2 separate regions of the Homo sapiens genome follow, and region 1 is linked to region 2. Evidence: chromatin contacts called from ENCODE Hi-C data. All regions are on one chromosome and are shown on one strand. The core of a region is the stretch at or near the end of the contact, and the rest is flanking DNA. Distances in the headings are between cores, read along the strand shown. Region 1 has its middle 13 kb from the start of ALPI. Region 2 overlaps DIS3L2 (DIS3 like 3'-5' exoribonuclease 2).

Region 1 (4,532 bases), core at 949-3,448, 310 kb after region 2:
GCCCATGGAAGAGAATTCTGTCTGACATTCAGGGAAGACTTGGAGCGGGGCAAGGGGATGGGATTGATGGCAGAAGTGAGACTCACAGGACACGTGTGGGAGACCCCTGGCTGGCCATGTTGGGGGAGGAGGGGCAACAGGAAAGCAGCGCCTGGATCTCGAGGGACTTGGCCGGCTCAGTCCTTCCATCGGGAGCCACATTCATTCACAGCGACTGTTGAGTCTAACAACGCTCAAGTACAGCAAAGCTGGAGCAACAGGCCCTGAAAGGGTGACTCCAGGGTCTCACCCCACCCTGACTCCTTCCCTCCTGCTGCCTCAGACTCTCCTGTCTACCCTCAGAGACCCTGTCGGGAGGCTTCCCTCCAACAAGGCACCATCCCCAGGGAGAAGGGAGCCCAGCACTCCTGGCCCTGTGGGGTCCTCAGTCCACTCACCACTGCCACATGCCCCAGGGAGTCCTCGGACTAGGACCTGGGCCGGGCCCCCCTGGGTTCCTATGGCCTGGGCGAGCATGGTGCCCTCTTACAGCCTGGGCTGCCTGAGCATTCCAGGCATCCTGTCATTCAGCAGAGATCTTTCCTCGGTGCCTTCTCTGGATTGGGTGGGCTGCTGAGCTCTGGGGCTGCTGCCGTGAATTATTTAATAGATGGGTGCTTCCCTGCTCTCCAGGGTCCCCCTCTGGGAGAGCCAGCACAGGAGCTAACCAGTCAGAGGAGAAGGCGGTGTAGACCAACTGGTGCAGGGGAGACCATGGGGGTGCTGGGCAAGACAGGGACTTGGCGGAACACATGAGATGAGGCAGGGCTGAGCCCCACAGCCAACTCCTCCCCCCAGAGCCGGGCATGAGGTGCTCAGCGGATGACCACCAGCTCCCCGAGCTGGACCACATGTCACACAGGTTTCTGGGATTTGCTTCTAGAAAAGCCTGACCCAAACATTTGGAGATGACAAGTACTCACTGGCCTGGAAGGAGGTGCTCACCAACATGTGCTTCCGGCCCATGCAGATAAGGAGGGCCCAGCCCAGTCCCCATGCAGGTAAGGAGGGCCCAGCCCCAGTCTCCCCCACTCCCGGGAGCACACTGGCCCCAGACCGGTGACCTCTACGTGCAAGCACAGGCCCCCACCGTTCCTGCCTGCTCTGGACATGGCTGGGTGGACGGGGGCTGCTCCTCCTCTGCCAGAGGGTGGGAGAGGAGGCCGACCCCAGGCAGCACCTAGGAGGGGGCACCCTGAGCCTCTTGAGTTTGAGCCGCTGTCTCCTGCTCACACTCGCTCAAGGACAGAGTGCCCTGGAGCTGAGGGGCTACTGAGACCTCCTGTCAGGCTGGGGTCCTGGAGGAGAGACAGGGTCCCATGTGGCTTCCTGTCCCAGGGAACACTCCGCAGCCTCCATCCCCACGTGGAGTCCAGAACCAGCTGTCAGCCTCTGGCCAGTGTGGGAAAGAAGCGGACTTGGCTGGGGGCCTAGGCCTGGGCCTGCAGGGAGGTGGCAGCCTGTGGGGTGGACAGCTGGGCTTGCTCTGGGATGCCTGTCACAGCGTCCCAGGCTGAGCTTCCCCCGTGCAGGGCCCGAGCATCCTGGGACCAGGACCCCAGAGGACCCTCGGGTCAGCGGGAGCAGTGGTTGCTGATGGGTCGGCTCTGGGTCCCGGCCCGGCCCAGGGCCAGGGACAGGCTATATTTTAGGGGCTCGGTCACTCGGAAGATTCAATCTGTTCACAAGAACTGGATGGCTTCAGCTGACCTCAGTGGATTTATTTTCTGACACTTCAAGCTCTGCTGGGTTTGAAGCCATCAGGGCCTGCTTGGGCCTGGTCACCGTGACCTGCCCCCAGTCACAAGTGTCTGCCCAGCCAAGCACCTGTGGCACCCACAGCGGAGAGGGGCTGGGCCGTGCCCACTGGGCTCTCTCTGTTCTACACTGCAGCGGCTCTAGGCCTGGCAGAGAAGGCGCAGCAGCCCCTGAGTCCCAGAACTGCCTCTGGCTCTGCCCTGCTGGGGCCCCTCCCATGTCCCTGCCTCTGACGCCATCACCTCCAAGGAGGTACAAGCCAAGCTGGAGCTCCAGAGATCGGAGCCGCTCCGGAGTTAGCCAGAGCCCGAACAGGCTGCATTCTCCTGGCTCGCCTCCCAGGGAGCTCAGAGGCGCCCTTGCCCGGGAATCCGATGGCAGAGAGTTACCAGGTCTGCGGTGCTCCTGTTCCTCAGCCCCGGGAACTGGGGTGGGGACAGGACAGAGCAGCAGCAGAGAGCACAGAAAGGTGTGAGGGGGCACACAGTCCCCAGTGAGCATCTGCATCAGGACACCAGGGCTGTCCCAGGGCTGTCCCAGGGATGGCTGGGCCTGTGGGAAAGCCATGGTCCCCACCCATCCCACCCGACCCTGAGCCACCTCCACCAGCCAAGAGGGGCCAGGGCCCTTCATCAACCTCACCCAGGTCATCTGGGGAACTGGGCCACCACTGAGAACAAAGCCCAGACATGTCTGGGAGTGGAGGCTGTGCCCACCTCCCCCAGAGACTTGCCCCCGACTTAACCCAGGGCCCAGCAGGGGCTGGAAGGGAAGTGGAGTTAGGGAGCGGAGCAGGTCACCATCAGCTGCGCCCTGGATTCCAGGGCCCGTGTGCACAGAGTAACGGGAGCTGGCTGTCTGTCTGGCCAAGGGCACAGGAGGGTGAGTGTGTACAGCAGCCAGGGAGCAAGGGAGCCAGAGAGACACACAGGAGTGACCTTGGACCTCTGCGAGGAACCCGTTCACTCGCTCCCAGGCAGTAGCACTGGCCCTGACACCCAGCCCTGAAAGCTCGGAGACTGCAGGACAAACAGCTTCAGGGGCTGTGGCCCCAGCTGGGACGGGCTATGCGCTGGTCCCTAGAGACTCTCGGTATCTCCCCCTGCCCCAGTCCTGCCTCCTGCCCAGCACAAGGGCCTTTGGAACTCAGCCCTCTGTGTCTCAGCCCCCGGGAGGGTCAGGTGTCAGAGACGAGAAGGGCCGAGGCTGGCAGGCCGGAAACTGCCTCCCTTGGCTGCTGTGGGGTGGAGTACCAGGGGACACAGAGGTGCTGGGGTGAAGCGTGGCTTCAGCTGCGTGGGATCAATGCCAGAGGGGATGAGGTCAGCTCCGACCAAAGGTGTGCCTAGGTCCGAGAGGAAGCGCCAGGAGCCTGAGGCCTGTGTTGCACGGGGCAGGGAATGGCATCCTGGGCTTTCTTGCCTGCCTCCCACTCTAGCCAGATGGAGCAATGGACTTGGCCTCCTTGAACAAAGACCACAGCCTCCTCAGCTTCTGCTTGTGTCTCCAGCAGACAGCGCCTGCAGCCCCCGGTCATACATGGCCACAGGCTTCCCCCTCCTCCTTCCTGGGCCAGAGTAGCAGCCTCAGCCCCATGCTGGGGAGGGGTAGACCAGAGACGGTTCCCTCCTGGTGGTGCCCAGCAGTGACTCAGCAGCGACGGCACATGTCTGGGCCATTCTCAGTGCTGCCACCTTGAGGGCATTTGGGAGGCCCAGGCAGGCCAGATTTGTCTCCTGGAGAGAAGTATGGGCACCCCTGGGCTCTGCCTGCCTCCTGGCCTCCCCTTGGGTTCCCTTGTACAGAAAGGGGCACTGGTCCTGGCCCTGGTCCTCCCTGGCTTTGCTCAGCAGCCAGCAGCCCGCCAGGTCTGTGCACACCAAGGCTGCCGATGGCAAAGCTGTGGGTGGCATGGGACCTCTGGGAATAGTCGGAAAGCTCTGGGCTGGCCAGGCTCTGACCCGCCCCACAGATGGCACTTTACTTCTGCTCGGGGCTGCTGCAGGACCTGGCACAGTTCGGGCACTATGCGCTCATCATGCCCCTGTACACACACTTCACCCACAGTGGGTGCTCGGTGGCCCAAGACCATTCAGCGGTGATGGTGGAGGTCCAAAGGTCGGGCGACCCAAGTGTAGGGGAACCCGACCTGAGAACTCTCTCTATGGGCCGGTGCTGCGGAAGCTGCAGGGGGTCTACAGCCAGCCCTGGACACAGCCGAGAGGAGGGCGCTGACCTCGGAGGGCTGCTTTCTGCTGCCCTGGGAGCTGGGTGCTGGGGTCCTAATCTGTCGTCTGGGGTGGAGCACCATGCAGCTCATCCCCCAGCCATCACCATTCCCCACTGCCCGCCCTCCACCCTCATGCCCCATACAACACCGCCCACGACCCCGCCCCCTCTTCCCAGGCTATAGGGAGCGACTAGACATGGCGCCCGATACCCTGCAGAAGCAGGCAGACCACTGCAACGACGGCCGCATGGCGTCCAAGCACATGAAGGAACTCAGCACCGGTCTCTTCTTTGCCATTCTGGTCAAGGTGAGCCCTCCAGCCTGGTGCCCCTCACCTCCCTCTGGCTCCCGACCCTCCTGGGCACCTGCTCACCAGGAGGCCTCGAGGAGCCCAGGGCAGTGCCAGGAGGTGCCATGGCTGCAGCACTGTCCCTGCAGGAGAGTGGCCCCCTGGAGTCAGAAGCCATGGTGATGGGCGTCCTGAAGCAAGCCTTCGACGTGCTGG
Region 2 (4,709 bases), core at 370-2,869:
TCTTGATGGAAATCACATGTGTATGTGGTGGAGTGGTGGCCTCAATCTTCATCTAGTCAAATTAGAGCTTGGGCTTAATCTTGGAAAGAAGGAAGATCAAATATTTCTCCTTTCAGCTATTCAAGACATAATTAAGAGAAGTAATTTATGTCTGATAACCCTTTTACTTTTGCAAAAAGCACCTACCGTGTTGTTTGTGTGAGATACTAGTATTGTTCATGTGAGAAAAATATAATGTGAAACAAATACCTGGAGCTGTACTTCCCTGCTGGAGTCCCACATGTCTTTATAAGACACAGGTCATGGTAATAAAAGCACTTTGATTTAATTCATCCATGTATTGCATAATTTTTCTTGGATATGTATGCCTACTAGGTACTTCTTACAACTTAAATATAGATTACTAAGTCACAGATCATCACTGAGAGGCACTTATTTTGACCTAGAAAAACTGCTGGTTCCTGCTAGTTGATCAAATTATAACCTGCTGACCTCTCCCAAGTGTAATTCAGTTCTGCAGATAAACAACATTGACTATATCTTTGGTGTTTTTAGGTGGTTTACATCTTGGAGAAAAAACATTCTCGAGCAGCAACCGGCTTCCTCAAACTCTTGGCTGATAAGAACAGCGAACTGTTTAGGAAATACGCCCTGTTTTCTCCCTCAGACCACCGAGTGCCTAGAATTTATGTGCCTCTCAAGGACTGTCCCCAGGACTTTGTGGCACGGCCTAAAGATTATGCCAACACACTGTTCATCTGCCGCATTGTGGACTGGAAGGAGGACTGCAATTTTGCCCTGGGGTAGGTGATCTCTGGTAGGAAAAACCACAGGTCACAGGCAGAACTCAGTTTAGGTGGTCTTTAGGTAAACTTTTTGTGTATTTTAATTATTATTTCTTTATTGAAGCACGGTTTCTGGTGTATTTTGGTCCTGATTCTTCAGAAGTCACTCTTAGCTGCCACCTCAACTGATTGCCTGTATGTTCCTTGAATTACCAGGCAGTCACATTCTTGTTTTTGTTTTTTGGCGTAAAACATGAACATTCCGAGCCTCTACTTATTTAGTTATGTCATGTGTCCTATTTGTACTTGTGTACCACAGATAATTCATTGCATCAAACAACCAGTCCTCTCCTTGCAGATGCTAGTGTTAAACCATGCAAAGTCTAGGCATATTCAGGAGACCCCAGGCTCCTTTGCTTTAAAATATGAACATGAAGGTATATTTAAATGGCATTCTTTTTCGGTATTGATTTTGCCTGTGGCATTAAAAACTACCCTATTGTAAGAAGGAAAAGGGTATCATGTTTTTGTGGATGCTGTCAGAGATCAATCTAACTTAAATATACATGACATAGTCCAGGAGCATCATGGATGGCCACTTCATTTTCATCTGAAGAAACTGCTGGACCCAGTTGTTTGACCAAATGCTATGCCTATTTTCTTCTTAGAACTGGTATTCATATTGAAAGAAAAGCAGTAAGTTTTAGCTATGTTAAGTGTTTATTATAGATGATGTCTGGTTTATGCTTCACAGGAAATGACTATAAAGGTATACAATCTAGAAAAGAGCCTGTTGATTTACTTTTAGTCTAGTTTAATGACTTGCTTGTTGGTCATCTAACTTGTACAGGATGCACCCTCCTGGGAATGTCCTATGGGTAGGAGAGTCAGCACTGAATGGATGGCTACAATGTGCTGCTTTTATCAGGTTTATTCTATACTTAGCTTCTTATGCCTAGCAAAATAAGCCAAATCAAATGTGTGTGTCATATGTAAGAGTGTTTCATATATAAGAAACACTACCCTGTGCCACTTTTTCAGTTATATGAAGATTGGTGTGATTTAAATGATCTCATAGCTACTTAGGAACAGTTGTACTTTCTTTTTTTCCTCTCAAGTGGTGTGATTGCAATGTCATCATTTTTAAGCCTAACTAATTATCCAAAAGTGATGTCAACCCCTTGAGCCCTAAATAGTCCTTCTTACAAGCTTGCCCGTTTCTCACCATCAAATCAAAAGGCCCAGTAACGGTTGTGCCACCTGGTCCTGTTGATTGTGCAGCCACACTCTGTTTGGCAGTAAAAGAGGAAGACTTTCACATCAAACCAGGAAATCCAGCCTTGTTTTTTATCTGCCTTTCTGTCGTATCCCATTGTGTGTACTTGATTGGACTACTTCCTTAGTTTTCAAGTTGTAAGGGTGTAGTCAGGAAATCTTCATAGTATGAGTTTCTCTTATTACTTTCATGGCCTTATAGGTATTTTTTAATTTTTATTTTTTTTATAGCTGAGCCATTACTTCATCAGGAACCCTTTTCTTGAAGGTAAAATACAACAAAAAGGGAGTCAGGTCTTTGAAGCCTCAAGCACATTTGCTGGATTTAAAGAAATAATATTTAAAAAGTCACATATTAATCATGTAATTTTCAAAATAAAAAATGAAGATAATCATATTTAGATGGAAACATCATGCTTTTTCTCTACCTTCTTAATATAAGGATATAAAAATTGTCATTTATGGAAATATGCCTTTTAAAATCTTTGTGAAGAAGAGAAAATTTATTTTAAGAAATAAAACATGGTAGGTTTTCCTGATGAATTTCTCAAATGACGTCTGTTGTATGAGGGGTGAGGGCTGCAGCTGTTGAGTATGTTGGTGGTCGCCTTGCCATTTTGTTCTGGTTATCCGTTACTGATCTTTAAGAACTGAGGTCACTTTTTCTTAATCAGAACATGCTGTGCTATGACTGCCTAGGTTTCCTCCCTTATCTTTGCCAGGCTTTGACCAGGAGTGTGACGGTAATACCTGCTGTGGGTGCGAAAGTGTTATGGTTAGCTTCCACATAAACTATCCCTAAAAATCAAGTTTAGCTAAGGTGGCTTCCTTCTCAATTTGTTCCCAACTCCTATACCTCTCTCCTTAAAAGTATCGGACTTCCTTTGCCTATGTAATTGCTTCTAATTATTCAAGTTCAAAGTCATTTTCCTCTTCTGTAGTTACATTTAGTTCACCAGGCTGGTTTTGATCCAACTATGTGTAAAGCACTATGCTATATTATCTGAGAAATACAATGGTAAACAAGTTATGGATTCGTTACTTAAGGAACTTATAGTCTAATGCAAAAGGATTTTTGCATGTATATATCATAGCGATAATTTGATTCTAAGAAGTGTAATCCCACTTGAACTAATTTAAATAAAAGTAGAGATTAATATAAGAAGCTGGTGATTCTTTTAAAAACCAGAGCAGGAAATGGAGGAAGTCTCATGAGAAAATCAGAACTAACAAGGCAACAAAGGAACCACAGCTTCTCTTTCACCCCTGTGACTAGCCCAGCCACCACACAGTATCTTTTCTTTACCCCTTTTTGCACATGAGCTGTGTTATTCTGCTTCTCTCTGCACAGTAGTCTTCTACCTGCACAACAGCACACGTGGCCCCAAAATGGCACTGCCAGTCCTATGGCAGTTACATACTAAAGTCTAGATCATAATACAGAATTTCTATGGTGGAAAATCTTACTGGTCTAGCTTGAGGCAGGTGTTTTCCCTCGTCAGTAGTTTCAAGCAGAGGTGGGGGTCCAGAGTCCCATCCATGACTCACACCCAATTTGCAGCGCTGTGGGACTCCTGGGAAAGAGCGTGGATAAAACAGATGGCTTGAATGGCTTATCTCTTTGAGTTCTACCTACAGTACAAAACAGAATGTTCTAAGTTCTTCCATAGAATAGAATAATTTGGGGGAATTTAGAGGAGGTAGGTAAAGGGGGAAATCCAGGATCATTTCTTATAGGACAGAGGCCTCTTTGCTAAAAGATCACTCTGACTGAGAGTAAAGAATAGATGAGAAGGGACATGCCTAGTAGCAGGAGGTCATAATACACAATTGCAGTAAGACAGATGAGGTGGGAGAACCTGAAATAAAGGGTTGCAATGGAGGAAACAAAAGAAATGAAAAGATTCAGGGGAGATTAAGAAGGTAAATTCTCCCAGATGCGATGACTAATTAGAAATAGGGCATGAGGGAGAAGGATGGAATCTTGGATGAACTTTCAGGGCTCTGACTAGGGGGAGTGGGTGGATGCTGATGGCATTTAACCACAATTTACTGGGAGCCATCTCAGTTCCTTCTGTGGTCTTCACTATCGAAAATCAAACTTGCCATTTCCCAAGCTGAGTGTGTATGTTCATAGTTCCAAACTTTTGCACATTACACTTCCTTTCCTAACAGTGGCTTTCTCCTTCCTCTAGTGTTTGCTTGGTGAAATACTCAACTTTTAAACTCATTTGTCCACTCAAAAAAAAATGTTCCTTGACTCACAGGCCTCCCTTCTGGTGCTCCCATAGCTTCTATTAGTACTATTATTATATTTCTCATCTGTTTGGTTTGCAATTGCTTGTTTGTTTTACTTGGCCATGAACTCCTTTAGGACAAGGACACTTGGTGAACATTTGCTAGCTGGTCAGATGAGTAGATGGAAATGGATTGATGACCCCAATGTCTTGAGCCAGGTTGACTAGGAAGATGTTGCACCATGAATCAAGCTAGAAAACACACAAGGAGTAATTTGGAACAGAAAATGATGAGAACTAAGGTTCTATGACTTCAAAGTCCATGCTTGACAATGGCATACAACAAGTATAAAAACTCAGGTGGAGAACGCCAAATTGAGAAGGCACAGATATTTAACAGAAGGATTGAATA

Evidence for each region. Hi-C counts contacts between places; a loop is a spot of excess contacts on that map. Pooled maps may share reads with other maps.
Region 1: a loop to region 2 is called in a map of PC-9, with 13 times the contacts of the local background. The contact joins two enhancer-like sites. A Hi-C loop is called at or near these places in 5 of 168 maps with a recorded cell type or tissue (IMR-90, K562, PC-9 and 2 more), 5 of 37 single-sample maps with no recorded cell type and 23 of 50 pooled maps.

Annotation. Positions count from the first base shown.
Region 1 is chr2:232,441,117-232,445,648 of GRCh38, forward strand. It overlaps the pseudogene DIS3L2P1. Among named protein-coding and RNA genes, the nearest start is that of ALPI, 13 kb to the right of the region's middle. RefSeq lists an enhancer at 2,390-3,027. Within about 2 kb of position 2,199, at least 4 of the 41 ENCODE cell types and tissues checked have a DNase peak (open chromatin) inside an H3K27ac peak, as active enhancers do.
Region 2 is chr2:232,135,917-232,140,625 of GRCh38, forward strand. DIS3L2 (DIS3 like 3'-5' exoribonuclease 2) reads left to right here. Exons shown (of 21, transcript NM_152383.5): 8 at 556-803. Among named protein-coding and RNA genes, the nearest start is that of MIR562, 34 kb to the right of the region's middle. RefSeq lists a silencer at 1,923-2,217. Within about 2 kb of position 1,620, at least 2 of the 41 ENCODE cell types and tissues checked have a DNase peak (open chromatin) inside an H3K27ac peak, as active enhancers do.